Linked DNA regions of Homo sapiens: region 1 is linked to region 2. The links are chromatin loops, found by intact Hi-C in ENCODE. Cell type or tissue: Caco-2. All regions are shown on one strand. Links, peaks and the distances in the headings refer to the core of each region. The heading gives the core; the rest is flanking DNA. Region 1 has its middle 15 kb from the start of GACAT3. Region 2 overlaps MYCN (MYCN proto-oncogene, bHLH transcription factor).

Evidence for each region. A loop is a pair of places that touch in the nucleus more often than their neighbours do. Peaks named below come from ENCODE experiments on the same cell type or tissue, not always from the same donor. Only the 100,000 strongest peaks of a DNase experiment are listed, where the experiment ranks them.
Region 1: a loop joins it to region 2, with 9 times the contacts of the local background. A loop is called at or near these places in 6 of 110 quality-filtered maps.

What each region holds. Positions count from the first base shown.
Region 1 is chr2:16,026,984-16,044,410 of GRCh38, forward strand. No RefSeq gene overlaps it. Among named protein-coding and RNA genes, the nearest start is that of GACAT3, 15 kb to the right of the region's middle. RefSeq lists an enhancer at 7,302-7,802. In Caco-2, for the core only: no CTCF peak of the experiment used is centred there; a DNase peak (open chromatin) is centred at 7,268.
Region 2 is chr2:15,942,524-15,945,023 of GRCh38, forward strand. MYCN (MYCN proto-oncogene, bHLH transcription factor) reads left to right here. Exons shown (of 3, transcript NM_005378.6): 2 at 1-331. Among named protein-coding and RNA genes, the nearest start is that of MYCNOS, 2.1 kb to the left of the region's middle. In Caco-2, for the core only: a CTCF peak has its summit at 944 (motif pointing right); a DNase peak (open chromatin) is centred at 1,008; H3K4me3 peaks cover 1,825 bases.

The sequences.
Region 1 (17,427 bases), core at 6,231-8,730, 91 kb after region 2:
AGTCACTTAACCTCCAGGAGCCACGGTGCCTTCATCTGCAAAATGAGGAGGTCAGATGGGGTGTTGGCTCCACTCTCTTTTAGCGCTAATGATCCGGCTCCTTAAAGTCAATTGCTTCCTCTGCTCCTATCAAAGAAGTGAGGCAGAGAGAGGTGGGGAGGGGTTGCCTGCTCGGATCAAAGTGTTGCCTCCCAGAGCCCTTGCCTTCAGCCTGTGGGATTTTCTCATCCTGCCTCTTAAAAACTAAAAGGAAGAGAAATGTGACAATTGAAGACCTTTGTGGATTCTGGGGTGGGACTTGATCAATACTTGATCACCTACTCAGAGCCTAAGCATAAGCTCCTCTTTGGGGAACTAGAGAGGATTAGTCAAAAGAAAGAAGAAAGGAATAACAATAATCATAAAGAGACGATTCATTTCCAGCTCTTAAGAAAGTCATATTCTAATTGCTCAGTAAAGCATAACATTATCGAACCCTTACTATGTTCTAAGAAATGAATGTTAGATAAATGTGGTATATCATTTAATTCTCTTTTAAAATGCTAAATACTTTCCTTTTTATCAATTTTCAGGATAGCTTTGTGCTCAAGCAACTTCTAAGATAAACAATGATGTTTAAAAATTTATTATGAACTCAAAGATTTTTATATATTTCACTTTTTTCTTTCTTTCTTTCTTTCTTTTTTCTTTTCTTCTTCTTTTTTTTTTTTTTTGAAATGAAGTCTTTCTCTGTTGCCTAGGCTGGAGTGCAGTGCGCGATCTCGGCTCACTGCAACCTTTGCCTCTTGGGTTCAAGCAATTCTGCTGCCTCAGCCTCCCAAGTAGCTGGGACTACAGGTGCCCACCACCATGTCGGGCTACTTTTTGTATTTTTAGTAGAGACAGGCTTTCGCCATGTTGGCCAGGCTGATCTCAAACTCCTGACCTCAGGTGATATGCTCATCTCCCAAAGTGCTGGGGTTACAGGTGTGAGCCACCGCACCCGGCCTGTATTTCACATTTTAATCCTTTGGTTTCCTTTTTTTTTTTTTTTTTTTGAGACAGAGTCTCACTCTGTTGCCCAGGCTGGAGTGCAGTGGCATGATCTCGGCTCACTGCAACCTCTGCCCTCCGAGTTCAAGCAATTCTCCTGCCTCGGCCTCCCGAGTACCTGGGATTACAGGCACCTGCCAACGGGCCTGGCTAATTTTTTTGTATTTTTAGTAGAGACAGGGTTTCACCATCTTGGCCAGGCTGGTCTTGAACTCCTGACCTTGTGATTCACCTGCCTTTTGGTCAGGGGCAATCCTTCAAATTTGCTCCTATGTCTTTTGACACAGTTTCCTTGTTTTTTGGTACATTACTTCATTCTTACAACAACCCCAAAGAGATAGACACTATTATTATCTGCATTTTACAGATGATGAAATGGAGTACTGCCCAAGGCCACAAGGCCATTAAAGGTGGCTTTGGGATCTGATCGTCACCACTACACCATATAAACGATTTGAAGAGATACATTAACACACACACACACACAAAAGGATTCAGTAAGCGGCACTGAGTGATGTATTCCTTTTGATCAATTCATTGGCTATTTGTTGGCTCCAATCACATGCAAATTTCTAGGTCTCTGTGGAGCTCATGTTCCAGCAAGCATACTTGTGGACATTGGTGCTCAGGATACTGAGTAGGAAAGGAATTCACTGTGGGCTGCGAAAACCTGGGGAGACCCCCGGGATGGGATTGGAGATGGCCTTTGAGGCCTGATTAAGAGCTTGTCAGGGAAGAGGCATTTCAGGCAGAGGATGGCATGAGCAAAGGTTCAGAGGCAGGAACCGGGCTGGCAGAGGAGGTGGCAGAAACCCACCTTGCCTCAACCCTCTCATTTTCCGTAAGTTTGACCCCAAGACGGGGGAGGCTCACGGATCAAGTGTGTTATGCAAATGATGCTTAAATGTCAAAAGAACACTCAAGTTCTCCGTTGTGGGGGAAGTCACGGGTTATGGGAAGATTTGCCCCAAATGGTCTGCAACATTATGCTATAGTTTTTATTGAACTGTTCCCATACAGAATGACAATGATAGTCCATTTTGCATGGGGTTTAGAGTGGTGTGTGTGTATGTCATGGGATCTCCCCAAGGTAGATGCCATATCTGTTGGTCACTGTGTCCTCAGTAATCACCATACAGGTTGGTTCTTAATAATTTTTAAAAATAGAAATAAAAATTCCTTTAAGACATCATAATTGATAATCCCACTATACGTTCCAGAAAATCTGTTGCAAAGAAATAATCAGGACCCAGACAAACATTTATACCAAAAATGTTCATTACAGAAGTATTTGTATGAAAAAAAAAAACAAAACCTAAGGTGAATGCTTAATTACACTATGGTCCATCCTATGCTATTCTAGGTATGATTGCAGTAGAACCGGAACCTGATGTAGATATTAAATAGCATGTTTACAGAGAGGTGTTTTTTTTTGTTGTTGTTGTTTGTTTGTTTTTAAGAACGAGGCTCACTCTGTTGTCCAGGCTTGAGTGCAGTGGCACAATCTCGGTTCACTTTAACCTCTGCCTCCTGGGCTCAAATGATCCTCTCACCTCAGCCTCCCAGGTAGCTGGGACTACAGGAATGCCCCATCATGCCCTACTAATTTTTTTTTTTTTGTAAAGATGGGGTTTCGTCATGTTGCCCAGGCTGGTCTCAAACTCCTGGGCTCAAGCAATCCTCCCGCCTTGGCCTCCCAAAGTGCTGGGATTATAGGCATGAGGCACATGCCTGGCCCTACACAGAGTTTTTCATCATATGAGATATTCTTAGGACATACTGTTAACGCAAAACATTCAGGGTGTGAAATTATAAACACAAAATGACCCCAACTATGTAAAAACAAATGCATATAAAAAGCCTGGCAAGAAATACACCACAAATGTCAGTAAGTGCTTGTCTGTGAGATGCTTGTTATTTTCTTCCTTTTGCTTTTCTCTGCTTTCTAAAATGGGTATGCCTGACTTTTATAATAGGCAGAGCAAAAGTCACGGAAAGGGTGGCTATTGCGCTTCTTTAGATCCTGACTCAACATTTTCACGAGTTAAAAGTAGAATGTTATTTTTGCCACCTAAAACCCAACATGAAAGCCATGAAGGGTGATGAGCGCGCTGGGAAGGGTGGGTGGGTAAAGGTCCCAGCGGAGCCATCCAGGCAGAGGAATGAGGTCACAGAGTTGGCGTGATGAAGGGCTGGGGGGTCCCCACCTTGGTGGTTCCCACCCCTGCTCCTGGGCTACCTGAAAAGGTAGCTGGGCAAATGCTGGGGGAACCTTCAATTTTACGGCAATTAGGGGCACCCGTGGGCTGGGCAATCAGCCGAGGCTCTGATCTGGTTAACCTCGCTGGGGGTCAGGCCGCGCTGACCTCGCAGTGTTCTCACTCCGAAGCCGCAGCTGGGTCAGTGCTCCCATTGTGTGACCGGTCGACATTAACTCCCGGGCCAAAGAACAGGGCCTGCTCCCCACAGCCCTGCCTCCCGCCCAAGTGGGCCAGCTTTGTTCGCTTCCCATTGGCTCCCATTGTGCCTACTCAGGGGGAAAAAGCCTGCGTTCATTTCCTTACTCTAATGGCTCCATCCTCTTCCAGCCCATAAGCATTTTGTCACTGTGACCCCAGAGGTTATTCAGGCCTTTTGATCTTGCCTACCTCCAGCCCAGTTTCCCAGCTGCCCTGCGGACCCACCACCCAGAGGGTGAGCCTATGGGCAGGATTGGGCCCCGGGCATGAGGAGGGGTTACCTAAGCGGGGGCGGTGTTGGGGGGATTGGAGACCAGGGTGGGGTGGGCTCCAGCGGGAGGCATTTCAGTCTTTCTCTCCATCAGAATCTCCTCTCCTCCTGGAAATCAAAGGCCCAGGGCCTGGGGCCTTCTTCCCTCGGGGAAGAGCCAGGAGGAGCTCTCTCTAAGGCCTCCAGCCCTCCATAGCTGCCCAGCGAGCCGGGCCTGTCTGTCTCCCACTCTTGGCCCCGGTGCATTTCCTAGGACTTTCTGTTTGCTTGCTGGACAGTCTTGTTGTCCCTGGATGTTCAGCCCTGCCCCCCTCACTCCGTCTTCCACAAGTTCTCCCCCACACTCCACATTAATGTAACACTGCCCTATCCCTGTAGCACGGGGTCTATGACAACACTTTGGTGGCCAGCTGCCGACAGCCCAGCTACTTCCCCTTACCTTGGGGTCCACTGTGACCGCCAGCTCCTGGGGACAGATGCCTTGCTTTCTGTATTGTTGGAGCCTCCCTCCCCACCCCACAGCCTGGAACAATGAAGGGTAGTGTTCAGTCCCTTTGAGCCAGGAATAGGGTGACTTCGGATGTTTTTAGAAGGAGCTTTATAGACTAGACAGGAATGAATAAGGTTTATGACCCAAATTCTTCTGATAGGCGTCTAAGATGTTGAGAGGTGGTAGAGGTACTGGAAAGGGCTTGGTGAGTTTTTAAAACATGAAAGGATCGATTTATTTGCTCACTTATTTGTACAAACAGGAATGGAACCCCTTCTCTGGATGACTGTTAAATTGCTCTTAGCACTGGGAAAGCAGACGGTAAAAGACTCTAGTCCTGCCCGTGCTGGGTTCGTAGTCTGGTAGTGGTGACAGGTACACAGAGAGGAACTCACGACCCACCAGGAGGTCTCCTGACAGCTCAGCCCTTATGCATGTTTAATTCTACACAGAGGGAGAAGGAGCTGGACCTTAAAGAAAAGGTTAAACTTACTGAGACAGATGTAAAATGTCCACCACACCAAATTTATTAGGCAATATTGTATAGCCTGGGAGAATTAATCTATTTCCTCCAAAGTGAATAATCTCAATTCAAATTCCAATTAATGGCTTTGAGGAAACTACACTGAAGCATCAAACAGCAAATTAAATACAGCCTTTTCTGTTTGCCTCTCGACAGCCGGATGCACTTTATTGACATTTGTCTCTATGCCTCTTCAGGAAATTTGGGCTCGCCCATCGGCAGCCAGCCAGCACTGCCTGTGCTCCGTGCCAGCCCTTCAGGAATCTACCTAGAGTCCCCTCTCCAGCAGGGTGGAGTCTATTATGGGTCGATTAGCTGCTCCTTTTCAGCGCAGATTTAACACTGTCCAAAAGGTAAACTTACGTTTTCTCATTAGTACATTCTCCTTCATTCATTCATTTCCAATCTATAATTAATTCTTTCTCAGTTAATGAGTTATTTTCATTTCTTCATTACACAAGTGCTTTGCTAAGTGCTTGGCACCATGCTAGGTTTAGGAGTTATAAAAATGAATACAGGGTGGTCTCTGCTCTGAAAAAAAATTATTTTAGTGAGGGTCTCTGATGAGGCCACCTGGGAAGTGCTGTGCTGAGGGAGAGAAACATATTAGGGAAACCTTTGGGAGGGGCCTTAACTCTATTTGGGGATAGCCAAGAAGGCAAAAGCTTTGCTGGACAAGACTACACTGAAAGCTTTCCTTTGTATTTTTTGAAAAGTGTTTTAAGAGATGGACTCTTGCTATGTTGCCCAGGCTGGTCTTCAACTGGGCTCCAGTGATCCTCCTGCCTTGCCCTCCCAAAGTGCTGGGATTACAGGTGTACACCACCATGCCTGGCTCCTTGAATGTGTCTTAAAAGTTAAAGAACTATCAGGTGAGGAAAAGGGGAGGGGTGGAGAGTTGTGTTTAAGGTCAGAAGGCAGGTGGATTAATCGGGGAGACCTTGGAAACAGGGAGGAGGTTGGCATAGGAATCCAGGCTGGACCCCAAGTAGGCCCTGGCCCTCGTTTCCGCAGCGCCCCTTCAGGGTGGGGATTGTGCATCCCATCAGTGTGGTTTCTTTTTTTTTTTGGAGACGAAGTCTCGCTCTGTCACCCAGGCTGGAGTGCAGTCGCCCAATCTTGGCTCATTACAACCTCCGCCTCCTGGGTTCTTGCAATCCTCCTGCCTCAGCCTCCCAAGTAGCTGGGACTCCAGGTGCGCACCTCCGTCCTGGGTTAATTTTTTGCATTTTTAATAGAGACTGGGCTTCGCCATGTTGGCCAGGCTGGTCTTGAACTCCTGACCCCAGGTGATCCACCCGCCTCAGTCTCCCAAAATGCTGGGGTTACAGGCGTGAGCCTCCGTGCCCAGCCCCATCAGCATGGCCTCTGCTGGAACATCCCACTGTGTCCTGGGCATGGGCCGCAGTTTGACCATGACCTCCTGATAGACTGCAGCTCTGGACACCAGATTTGCCCATACCACTCTTTAGCAGGACCTACCTTTGTCCCTCATAAACTCCCTAGCAGCATGGGGAAGCTCCACCATCCTCCAGAATGGTTTGCCTGGTCTGTGCAAGTAGCTTTCTTTCTTTCTGTTTTTAGTTTTTGGAGATGGAGTTTCACTCTGTGGCCCAGGCTGGAGTGCAATGGCGCCATCTTGGCTCACTGCAACCCCCACCTCCCGGGTTCAAGCGATTCTCCTGCTTCAGCCTCCTGAGTAGCTGGGATTACAGGCGTGCACCACCACATCCAGCTAATTTTTGTATTTTTAGTAGAGACAGGGTTTTACCATGTTGGCCAGGCTGGTCTCGAACGGCTGACCTCAGGTGATCCAGCTGCCTTGGCCTCCCAAAATGCTGGGATTACAGGCGTGAGCCACCTCACCCGGCCGCAAGTAGCTTTCTAGAACACTCACTGCCTCTGGACAGTCCTACATTTAGTTGAGCGGCGTCTTCTCCCCCACCCCACTCCCCGGATATGTGGACAGATGCCGCCGAATGCACTGTCTGGATGTGAGGCAGAAATATAATTATTTTCCTTTCTCATAAGGAAAAGCTAATTACTAGAAGGAATCCTAGCATAATTACACAGTTAGGCTTAGCGTCTTGGTACACATTGCTTCCTGGCAAAGACGTCCAGTTACCTTATAGCCATTTGTTGGAGGCAGGGGCGGCCATTTCTGATTCTCTCCTGCTCCCCTACCCCATTGTCTGCCCCTCACTGATGACCCCTTGGGGTGGGTAAACTGAGTCAGATGCCCAGGTAACAGGACCAGGGAGCAGTGCCTACAGCCGTCGGCTCCTCACTGTCCCTTGTAGGGGAGTTACCAGGCCACTCACACAGAGGGGAGAGCTGGTGCTCAGGGAGCCTGTGCCACTCGCTCGGGATCTCTCCTCTCCCTGTAGGAATTGAAGCTGGGATTGGAACCTGGGTCTCTCTGGCTGGAAAGCTTCCCCCTTTCTCCATGACAGCCTCGCCATGGGATGTTTGACTTAGCTGTCACAGTGCCCCATGTGGACGGCCAGGGAAGGAATGAGGAATGTGCTTCTCAGTGGGCCGGGCCAGGTAGGGGGAATATTTGCAGTGTGGTTGAGCTCCTACTGGCATGCCCTGGCAGAGAGGGTGGGATCCCAGGTGTGGTCCTGGGGGGTGGAGGGCAGCAGTGCCCAGCCCAGAGGGGGTGAGTGTGTCTCATCAGGGGTGCTTCCATCCCTGGGGGCCCACCCCATCCCAACACAGACAGGGAGGCAGCGCTCTACAGAGGAGGGCCAGCTGGCTTTAAAGTCTGTGGTTTTCTCCACAAGGAGAGATGGGCCAGGAGACAGTATGAGGATGTTCCAGGCAGAAGAAAGAGAAGAGCAAAGAATTGAGCAAAGGCCAAATACTGGAAGTGGGTCAAACTGGCAGGGGTGGAGTGGAGATGGAGGGTTTGGGGGGAAGTGGGGTGGAGGGGAGTGTTTTGTTGAGTGAGTGGTGACTACTGGCCCGGATCACATGGCACCACTGTGAGTTCTCATCTGGAAGGGGTGGAGCTGACTGCAAAGGTTCCTTCCTATTTGACACTCTGTAAGTCAATATTTAAAATATGCTTAAATAGTTAGAATGCTGTTTGGACACATTGATCAAGGATGTTAAACTATTCATACCCTTTGACTTAGTAATTCAACTTCAGGAAATCTTTCTGAAGAAAATAGACATATAAACAAGGATGTTTGTTACAGCATTGTTTATAACAGGGAAAAATTGGGAATAACCTAAAGATCCAGCACGAGGGGATTCACTGCGTAAACTCTATTACATCCTGACAACAGGTTTTCAGACAGTAGTTGAAAGGATGTTTGTGAAGACTTTATAAAAACAAATGGAAATGGTTATATCATAATACTATGGGGGAGAGACACCAAGAGGTCAAATGATGCATTTAGTCACAATGGTGAACACACACAGTCTCATAGAGCAACAGACATGGAACTAGCATACGGAAAAGCTAGAAAGAAGTATTAATGGTATTTGTCTTTGGTTGATGAAACTACAGGGAATTTAAAAACTATTTTACTTTGCTAATAAAAAGGACAAACTTGGCTTGCCAGGGTGGCTCACACTCATAATCCCAGCACTTCGGGAGGCTGAGGAGAGCGGATCGAAGAGTTCAAGACCAGCCCGGGCAACATGGTGAAACCCTGTGTCTACAAAAAATACAAAAATTAGTCGGGTGTGGTGATGTGCATTTGTAGTCCCAGCTACTCGAGAGGCTAAGGTGGGAGGATCGCTTGAGCCCAGGAGGCAGAGGCTGCAGTGAGCTGTAATTGTGTCACTGCACTCCAGCCTGGGTGATGGAGTGAGACCCTGTCTCAAAAGAAAAAAAGAAAAGATAAACTGTATTAATATGTTAAAAAAAGTTAAAACACAAAATAGGAGCAACAAAAACAGGACAAAAACTCTAGGACAAGGGCTGGACAATTCTCATTCCTCTCTGGCAGCTGCAGACTATGACTGGTCCATGCCTTGGCAGGAGACAGCCTCAGGCCATAGAAGAGACCTTGGAAACAGACAACCATGTAAGGAAGCTTTGGAGGTGGGGGTGATGGGGGACCTCAGACCGAAAGGCAGGTTTCTTAGTGAGTTCAACTCCCCTGAGGCTCTGACTGGAGCCGTCAGGTCGCACTGAATCTCAGGGGTCTGTCAGCACCTGCAGTGCCTGAGCTGACATGGAGAAAGTTGTGAGTCTATCTAGGGTTTTGCAAAATGTTAAAATGGCCTAATTTCTGTCTTTAAACTTCTTAGGACACAGTGGGAGGCCAAGTGGTTTGACGGTCGAGTTTAGACTGTAAGCTCAGAGAATCAGGCCCAAATCCTGCTTCTACTTCTTATTCCTCCTAAATTCTTGGGTTTTGTCTGTCAAAGAGGGAATTATAACCCAGGCTCCAAAGAGGTAGGCACAGGAATTTAAAGGAGGTCTTGTCTGCAAAGTGCCTGAAACAGAGGAGGGCTCAGCACCCGGTAGCTCACGTTTGCAGTACTCTTCTTAGCTAACAGGTAACCTGACTTCACTGCTTCTTTCTTTGTTGGTGAGAGGCGTTTTCCTGGTTGTGAGCAGTGGCTGTGACCATCCAGTTTTAAATTGGCCAGTTTGGTTAATGACATGGCCTAGCAGGCAGTCCTCATTGTGTGATGAGCACTAAATTAGTCCCACAAAGGAAATTGCTTTACTGATGTCCTGTACTGGTACCAATGAGAATCTTCTTCTCTCCCCAGGATAAAGCAGGTGGCCAATTGCTCCACGCTGCCGAAGGGTTTTACATGTCTGAGACCTGGAGGCAAAGCTGGCTTTTACAGGGGCTGGCTTGGCTCCTGGGGAGGTGAGCTTGTGTGCCCTTCTGACATGTCTTCCACCTGCTTGGCACCAGTTTAGTGAACACCTTTAGGTTCCATGGCTATGAGCAAAATCTTCCCATTGTTGCTAAATGGAGATTTCACAAAGGTTGATGACACGTATTTTCTGACCAAATGGTTCAGGGAAACCCTGAGAGCTCCAAGATGACCGAATAAGCTAGGGGCTTAGATGGCTAGGATTTTTGGGGTTGCAGGGGAGACTATGTTGTCTAGAAAGGCCTGCTAATTGATGCCTGCTATTCCACCATGCCAGCCCCAACTCTGCAGAGCCTTGAAGGCACTTAGGTCTCAGGTCTCTTTTTCCAAGGTAGACCATCTTGGGAAGGTCACGTCCTATACCATTACTGGTAGCTGTCATTAGGTCAGGTTAATAGGAATTAGTAAGGATAGAGTGCTGGCTAGGTCCTGAGAAGCATGGCCAGGCAAAAGTCAAACCAGACAGGAGAACAGCAGTGGAGACAACACAGACCAGCCCTCTCTGATCCCCTGGGATTTAGATTCCATCTGTTTTTAAGTGTAGTTTGAAGTTAAGCCTAAAGCATGATAATGATTAAGGTAGGAGAGAATCTAGGGAACCATCTTGCATGGGGGTGGGATGGGTATGGGATGGTGTCAGGGAGATAGTGAGTGACATTGGTGCATGATGCACAGGCAGGGGACATCGAGGGCTTGGCTGTTCAACTAGGACCTGAGGGGTGGCCGAGATGACCCTCCAGAGTCACTTTCAAGCCCAAATATTTGCCTTCCATTCTTAATGCAGCAGAGAAGTTCCTTCTGATTTGTTGATCTCTGGTTGATACCCGAGCATTGGGGTTGTCATGGAGTCAGGATCGACTGAGGAAAGTGAATTGGGAGCTGCCACAAAATCGGATTCATGCCCACATGGCTATTCATACATTTCATACATTCACATTAAATGCTGTCATGTGAGGACTCCTAACGTCCCTGTGCCTGGACTGTAAGTAGGAAAAGGACCATAGCATGTCTGGGCCATACTTTTTCAGATGGGGAGAGTGAGGTCCAGAGGGGAAGTGACTTCCCCACTGTGAGTCACAGAAATAATTCACCCCAGTCACCAGGCCCCTGTTTTCTTGGTTTCTAGACCCTCTATCTCCTTTTTGTGCCCTGAGTCTTGGATCACTCCCCCCAGGCAGGGCTCTTAGGCGTTTCCTGCCTCATGTGTACAATTGTGAGGATTTATTGTAGCTGGGATTTTGTTTCAAGCCTTTAATATGATTAGCAAACATCAAATATCAAAAGCTTATCTAGTAAACACCTCCCGTCCATGCCATGGATGTTATGGTCAGCTCTGGATTGAAGTCGAGTCACATTTCAAAACAGATGCAATTTCAAGAGGCCAGAGCGAGGCCGCCGCATCTGCTGGCTGTGATCTTTCGTGTGCAGTAAATGGCATTGTTGGAGAGCTGGGCTGTAAAACTCAGCCTGGTCAGCAGGACCTGCTCACAATGCAGGGAGCTTTCCGGGGGATTTTAAAAATGCAGTCGAGCACTCCGAGCCTGGTGGGCAGTCTGCCGGGGCAAGAACAAGCCGTCTGTTCAAGACTGGGATGTTCAAATCAAATATTTGTAATCTTTGACCAAAATTTAAGTGATACTCTTAGGAACCAGTGGGGTTTCCAGGAATGACTCTGTCAGGGGAGGAGGGAGGGAGATGGTGAGCGTTTGTAAAAGAAGACTATGGTGCCTCCCAAATCTCACAGTTTAAGCCAACAGAAGCACACTTCCATCCTTTTCCTAGACACGAGATTAAAAAAAAATTCTTTGTTCTATTTGTGAGTAAAAGTGCTGGAGGAATCTAAGGTCTGCTCAGTGGTGTTTCCCTTGGGTCCGTGGATATTGTGGCGAAGTGCAGTGCGTCTTGTTGGACATATCAAGACCAGAGGCTGGGCTCTGTCCCAGTGCCACTGAGCACTCCAGCTCTTCTTCACGGATGCTGGGTGTATTTATGTGAGCACATGTGTGTGAGAGAGCAGGAGAGTGGGTGAGTACATGGACTTCCGAAGGATTCCGATCGGTGCAGCTCAGCCCCTACCATGTCCAGGCCACTTTGCCCTTCCTGCTATTCCCATGGGAGGCAGGAGACACCCTATCTGGAGGACTAATGTTTCCCCAAGTACCACAGCCCATGGAGTTCAGTGACCCGTTCCAGCTGTTTCTGGCGGCAGCGCTGAAGCTGTCGGCAGCCCGGCGGGTGGCAGGGTGGGTTACACCGTGGAAAATGCCTTCCTAATGGGGCAACAGCTGCCACCGGCAAGAGCTCCAGGAATTGGTGTAATGAGAGAAATTGTTCTCTGCTGCTGGGTATGGCTGATTTCACCCATAAAGGAAGATTTGCTGCTTCCAACAGGGGAGGCACTCTCTTGTTTAGATTCCTGTAAGTCGATGAGGAGTGAGCTGTAGCCATGAGAAAGTCACCAAGGACTCTTGCAAGAACATGGGGCTTTGCTCTGTATTCTAGCTGGGGGTGAACTGGCCCAAGCTTGATACCATCTGCAGTGTACCGTGTTGCTGAAGTTCAAAGTCACCTGGGTTTCTCAAGGTGAATCCCAATCTAGGTGCTGCATCTGGGAGGGGGCAAGAGCAGAGTGAGAGGGCAGGGATCATTCTCACAGGACTGGAGGGTGGGACTGGAAGGGATTTCCACCTGCCTGCCACAGCCAGTGGCTCAGGGTGTTGACATTGCCACACTGACCATTGCTAAAGTCCAGTGAGGCTTCCCTCACTCCCTTCCTCCCTCCCTTCCTTCCTTCCTTCCTTCCTCCCTCCTCCCTGTCTCCCTCCCTCCTCCCTGTCTCCCTCCCTCCTCCCTGTCTTCCTCTCTCTCTCCTTCCTTTCTTTCTTCCATCCCTTCCCTTCCCTTCCCTTCCCTTTCCTTTCCTTTTCTTTCTTTCTTTCTTTCTTTCTTTCTTTCTTTTTCTTTCTTTCTCTTCCTTTCTCTTTCTTTCTTTCTTCCTTCCTTCCTTCCTTCCTTCCTTCCTTCCTTCTTTCCTTCCTTCCTTCCTTCCTTCCTTTTTAAACTTTTATTAAAGTTATTCAGGCACACTATTTAAAACTTCCCCAAGGCTTCTTGTGAAAAGCAGCAGTTTCCCCCACCCTCTTTCTTCTTGTTTCCTTTTCCCCAGAGGCAGTGACTTTTAACTCTCCTGGTTGAATCTTGTTATTTTCTTCCTCCCCTTTCAGCAACATATTGTTTCTTGATGTGACAGCTTTAGGAACAATCTGTACACTTTGCACCATGGAAGATGAACATTTAGCTTCTTTTATATCGGTCCCTGTCTCAATACCACTGGCGCCAGCGCCAGTGCCTGATCCTGAACTAGTTTTGCTACTTCTCAGACCCGGCTTCATCATGAAGGTCGGCGTTAGGGTTACTGATTATTTCCTTTTCTGCCCAGGTCTGTTTAACTGGTGGACACCAATCACCTTTCTGTTGCCTGTAGTGCTTTCCCACTGATAGAATTCCCAGTTCACCTACTACAACTAAATGACTCAGAAAAGTGTCCAGAGAGCTGGAGATGCAAGTGGGAGGAGGGGGTCCCTAGTCGTGCTCAAAGCACCTACTTTTCTTGCTAACTCTAAAGGAAGGAAAGCAAGGGCTTTCACTCTGTTCAACTCTGGACTCTGGGTTTGGGAGCATGATTTTTTTTTTTTAATTAAAAAAATGTGCCCATTACAGTAAATTTCTATTGATGTAAACATTGCAGTTCTCCTGACAATGGCCCTCACATCACAACTCTGGGCAGGGAAGAGCAAAGGGGCTCAAGCAATAGAATGGAGCCCAGACACTCGCAGCCAAGTGAGGATAAAACTATTTCTCAGTGAATGTGGAAAATGTGGAGTTAGGAGCTAAAATTACCCACGAAAAGGCTGACTGGTGCATGCAGACCCCAAAGCAATGCGATGTATTCCATAAGGCAGGGAATTCTTGGAAAACCTGTGTGTTGGTAAAGTGTGTCTTTCTCCACCTTTCTACCCCTGCAATACTGTGTGATAGAGAAACCTAGTTGAGATTAGAAATGCACTTTTCTCAGGGCTCAGGAGACCCAGGAGAGGTGGGCAGGGGACACATAAATAATAGAGGAGATATGGCAAATGCATTAGAAGTGAGCCATCTGTCCCTGCTGCAGAACTGAGCCGTGAAAATGTGATTCAACCACAAGCTCTCAGAACAGGGAAGGACCAGTTTACATTTATGACAGGCCCTGGATGGAGCATCGTGCTTGGCACAAAAGTGGATGCTTGAACCGAATTTGTCTTCAATAAATCAAACAGCTCATTTTGCAAATAAGTAAACTGAAACTCAAAGAATTAAACTGGCATGTCCCGGGTCATGCAGCAGGTTCATGGTGGGGCTAGTAGAGCAGCCCAGATCCCCTGACTCCTCTACTCCCTGCACCTCTTCTATTGATTCATTCAGCACAAACCTGTGCCAGGTACTGTGTAAGATGCTAAGGAGTAAAAACGCAGAAGAGGCTGGGCGTGGTGGCTCACACCTGTAATCCCAGCATTTTGGGAGGCTGAGGTGGGTGGATCATCTGACGTCAGGAGTTTGAGACCAGCCTGGCCAACATGGAGAAACCCCATTTCTACTAAAAATACAAACATTAGTCGGGAATGGTGGCGGATGCCTGTAATCCCAGCTACTTGGGAGGCTGAGGCAGGAGCACTGCTTGAACCTGGGAGGTGAAGGTTGCAGTGAGCTGAGACGGTGCCATTGCACTCTAGCCAGGGTGACAGAGTGAGACTCTGTCTCTAAATAAATAAATAAGTAAAAAGACAGAAGACCAGACTCTGTGTCAGAGGAGCTGAGAGTTTGGCTGGGAGGCCACAAGTAAACAAATAATTACGGAAGTGTGGAATGCTGTGATGGGACGAACTTATGCAAAGGACTTTGGGAAAATGGAGAAGGGGGAATTAATTTAGATTAGGAATCAAGGTGGGGGGGGGCTCCCAGAGGAAGTGATAATTGAATTTGATCATGAAGGATGAATCAACTCAGCCCAAACGAATATGGCCAGACTTCCATTATACGCTCTGTTGACAGAAGATGCCAGGACAGCTGGGAGGAAAGGGTCTGGAGGCAGGGAGATCAGGGAGGAGGCTCTCGTACTTCTCCAGGTGAGAGAAGACATCAGCTTGAACCAGCAGGACAGTGGCAGGGAAATGTGAAGAAAGGGAAGATTTGAGAAATACCTTGGTCCAAGAGGTGCATCACCCTGTGGTTGGCTGGAGGAGGGTGGGAGAGGGAGGGCCTAGGCTGACTCCCAGGGTCCTGACCATCCAGGTATTTGCCTGGATGGTGATGCCATTCACTGGAATGGAGGACACAAGAGATGATGAGAGAGGTTTTTGGGGAAAAAGGGTAAGTTCAGGTTTGAGCTCCCAGCATTTGACATAGGTGGACATGGGTGAGAAATCTAAGAAAAATATTCAGCAAGCAGTTGAACTGAAGGCTTTTAAATACAGAAGAGAGAAATTGGAGGTGTAGATGGTTGTCAAAGTCATAGAAAAGGAGTGGTATCCGTCAGGGGCACGTGCAACAACAGAAGAAGCTTGAGGGCAGAACCCCGAGGAACACCAACATGTTGGGGGGGGACACGTAAAGGTGTCTGCAAAGGAGAACCCAGAGACATAGGAGGACCTGCTGTCAAGGAGAGAAAGTTGATTTCAAGAAGGAGGTGATGGTCAATGTGTCTAATGCAGCAGGAAAGTCTAGGAAGGAAAAGACTGGTGAAGCCCATTGGGTCAGGCAATGTGGTGGAGAGTGAACACCAGAATTCGGTAGAGCAGTGCACCTTTGGGAGCCAACTTTCATGTCATACAGACACTCTCTCTGGCCTTGGGATGAACAGAGGATACCAATCTGCAGTCCTAGCTCCTAGAGACCCATGGAAGAGCTGACCTAGCAGGCCAGGGGATGGATTCCAGCCCAAGCTGAGGCCAAGCCAGTTTGACTGATGAGGAAATAGTGTCCATTTCTTCTTCTTGACAACTCTATACCCTGGTGAATGTTTTTTCTCCCCACTCTGACTGGTGTACACATTTATGAGCATCCAGTGCCCAATGTTTGCTGCTCTTTCTAGGTGGAGATTCACCAGAATGAGATATTGCAGAACCAGGATTCAAAGGTAAGGCCCACAGTCCACAGAGTTTTAAATTTTTTTTAAATTAATTAATTAATTAATTAATTTTTTTCAGACAGAGTCTCGCTCTGTCCCCCAGGCTGGAGTGCAGTGGCGTGATCTCAGGCTCACTGCAAGCTCTGCCTCCTGGGTTCACGCCATTCTCCGGCCTCAGCCTCCCCAGTAACTGGGACTACAGGCACCTGCCACCGCGCCCGGTGAATTTTTTGTATTTTTAGTAGAGATGGGGTTTCACCCTGTTAGCCAGGATGGTCTCAATCTCCTGACCTTGTGATCCTCCCGCCTCGGCCTCCCAAAGTGCTGGGATTACAGGCGTGAGCCACCATGCCCGGCCGTTATTTTTAAACTCTCTAACAAGATCTCCTTCCTGATGGGAAGACTGAGCTAAGCAGTTTCATTTCTTCTTTTCTTGAATAAATCCACTGGCAAATCTTGTATGTGTGATCTCTAAACCTTGGGTTAGATGAGGACCTTGCATTTATTCTTTGGATGAGAAAAATAAATGGCAAAGATGGGCCCCAGATAGACATGTGGGGTATGTTATACATATTTCTGCTTGTTTGTGTAATAAGCCATTTAGGAACCAGACAGATAAAGGGTATGTGTATTTTCCACAGATTATTTCCAGATTTTTACTCATTTAATAGTTTCCTATGAGTGTCCATGGTGGGGTGGCTGGAGAGCCAGTTTTGACTTTGACCCAAATGGCGCTTAAACCTTTTCATTAAAATTCTGCTCTTCTAAAAAAAATCAGAGGAGTTTGAATTGTCACGTCAATGAAACAAGACCATTCAAGACTAGAGAAAAGAGACATGGGAATATCCTGTGTGGGGAGAGAGAAAAGCATCACAGGTAGTTGGGATAAGGTAGAATTGCAGGTGAGAACTACCTTTGTTAAGCTTCTTGATCCCAAGGCAAGAAGGAAAACGAGCTGGTTGTATAATTGTCTACATTGAAATTACATAAATACAATCAGCAATGATTTTAGAGATTGTATAATTGTATATTTAGACAAAAGGGCTGGTATGGAGGACAAGGAGCCCCACTGGCTTCAACACTCCCATCTGCCCCCATCCTGGTATAGGGCTTCACGAAAAAGTGTAAGTCACTTTTCTCATTTAGCCACTTCATTTCACAGATGGGGTAACTGAGGCCAAAGAAGTGAATGCATTTGCTCAATGTCATTCAGTTAATTGGTGGGTGAACTGGGACTAAATTCTGAGTCTTCTGCCTGCTTTTCTATCTATAGTCATTTTATGAGTCTTCAAGAAAATCTATTATTTAAGGTTTGATTCTTATTAAATCCACTAAACATTGGCCAATCTCATCATTCAGAGGTAGGTCCTATTAACATTCAGACACACACAAACGCAAACACAATTTATAGGTTATATATCCATTTATTTTTGCCTTTCTTGACTTAACATTATATCATAGTTTCTCATATTGTTACACATTTTTCTTTGACTGTGATTTTTAATATTTATATCAGGTATTGCTGGGTGTAGTGGCTCATGCCTGTAATCCTAGCACTTTGGTAGGCCGAGGCTGGTGGATCACTTGAGGTTAGGAGTTCGAGACCAGCCTGGCCAACATGGTGAAACCCCTTCTCTA
Region 2 (2,500 bases), core at 1-2,500:
GCCGCCAGCCCTGCGGGTCGCGGGCACGGCGGGGCTGCGGGAGCCGGCCGCGCCGGGGCCGCCCTGCCCGCCGAGCTCGCCCACCCGGCCGCCGAGTGCGTGGATCCCGCCGTGGTCTTCCCCTTTCCCGTGAACAAGCGCGAGCCAGCGCCCGTGCCCGCAGCCCCGGCCAGTGCCCCGGCGGCGGGCCCTGCGGTCGCCTCGGGGGCGGGTATTGCCGCCCCAGCCGGGGCCCCGGGGGTCGCCCCTCCGCGCCCAGGCGGCCGCCAGACCAGCGGCGGCGACCACAAGGCCCTCAGTACCTCCGGAGAGGACACCCTGAGCGATTCAGGTAAAGACCGAACTCGGGTCCGGCTGCCTCCCTGGGGCACTGGACCCCGGGTCGCGTCCCCTTTGTTAGTGCTCGTATGTCTTGGCCTGGGGAGCATTTTGGAGGCAGTGCTAGGGGCAGAGAGGTCCTGTTTCCCCCAAGTCTCTCCTCGGGGTAAAGAGAAGGGGCTGAGAGAATGCCGTTGCAAAAGGGGTGCTCTCCAATTCTCGCCTTCACTAAAGTTCCTTCCACCCTCTCCTGGGGAGCCCTCCTCTAGGCCATCACGGGCCCTCACCCGGTCCCCCACCTCTCTTTTGCAGCGCAGTCTGAGGAATAAAATTGGAGAAAGTTGGTGGCTAAACCGGGTGGGGGTTTAGGGGGTTGCTGGGTGCACTGCCTGGACAGAAACCTGTTAGCGCAGGGGTGAAAGGGACTCTCTGGCCCAGGTCAGGGGAGGGAAAGACATCCCGAGAAGATTCAAGGGCTGTGCAAAGCCCTGTTTAAGGCGCAGGAACTTATAGGAGGGTTGCACAGATGGCTAGAGCCGATTTTCTATTCTTTTTCTTTTTCTTTTTTTTTTTTTTTCAAATGTCGGTACCTTTCCCTTCCCCCATCCTCGGTGGGTGGTGGGCTATTTGCTCCTGGTGCGTGGCCAGCAGGCGGCGATATGCGAGGCCAGCAGGCGGGCCCGGGATCTGAAAGGCTGGGGGTGGTGGGGGCACCCTCCCTCCCTCCATTCAGCAGCTGGCTGCAAGTGCAACAGCAGTTGTGTACATTCTCAGGGGGCCTCCTCTTTCCAGTGTGCAGTGGAAACTGGCTGTAGTTTTGTCTTCCAGCCTGAATTCCAGGCCTAATTTGAGATGTGAGTTGTATCTGTAACCCAGTGCCCTTGAAGGTGAGGGCAGGCACTCAGCAGCCTCTCCAGGAAGGCTCACATCCTGGGAGGACTCACTGATTAGTTCTATTGTGTTCATTTGTCTGTGTCTTAAGCTGAAGGGAAGAGTTAAAACCAAGCCTTTCCCTGGGGGTCTGGATGAACAGAACTCAACCCAAAGAGTGGCATTGCCTTGTCCTTGGAGCAGGGAGCTGGGACCCCCCTTGGACTTTGAAAACCAGTGTTTTCAGAATGCAGGTGGATAACAAGCCTAAATTTACTTCTGGGCTGAGGAGAGATCTTTGAGGCTCCTGGAAGGAAACTTGGTGATAAGCCTCCAGTTTGAAACGGCTCTGTCCCTTTAATGTCTGTGCCTTGACAGCTTTTGGTGAGGAAGCACTTCCTTCCAACAGCTGTCTTCTTGGCAGAAAACCAAAACATTGGCTTAAAGGGACCCACAGACTGGAACAGCCTCACATTTCGGCTTTAGAACAAATCCCACAATTGTTCAGCTTTCCGGTCCCCTTCAGATCAAGCAGAAGATATGTTTTGATTTTCATGCTTGTATTTTAAACAATAATTTTCTACCCCAGCGTGGTAGTCAATGAGGAGAGAGGGGAAGAATGCGCACATGATGCTACACGTTTCTGTTGTTGCTGTTATTATTGGTGGCTTTGAGGAGAGCTGCTCCCATTTGGGGGTTTATACCAACTGTGGATTATGGCTTTGTCATTAAGATTTGATCTTTGTTAAATGAAAAACTGTTTATTGTATAAAACTCAGGTTTGTGGACGAAAAGTTGTTTTTTTTCTTCAGTTAATTAAATTGTTCCTCAAGTTTGTTTAAGGACTTAAAATCAAACACAACCATGTGTAAACTGCTAAATGAGGCTCCTAAAATGAGAGGCCTCAACTCTTTAAGTGTGGAGCTAGAAATGTAAATAAGTCCACAGGGCAGACTGGTGATTATGATAAAAGCTACCATTTACTGAGCATCTGTCTACTAGGCTCAGCTCTATGCTAAGTCTACATGTTATCTGTCAAAGTGGTATCATCCCCATTTAATAGCTGAGGAAACAGAGGCTTAGAAAGGCTGGGTAACTTGACCAGGGTCATGCAACTAGTCTGCGGTGGAGCCAGGATTCTGTCTGACCCTAAAGGCCAAGTTCTTTATATTTATTTCTACCACCTGCTAAAGTCTTGAATGGAGGCTGAAAGCACAGTTGGGGTATGGGGAAGAAAAATATATATACATACATATATGTATATGTATGTATGTATGTATGGGGGGTTGTTTTGTTTTTGTTTTTGATAAGG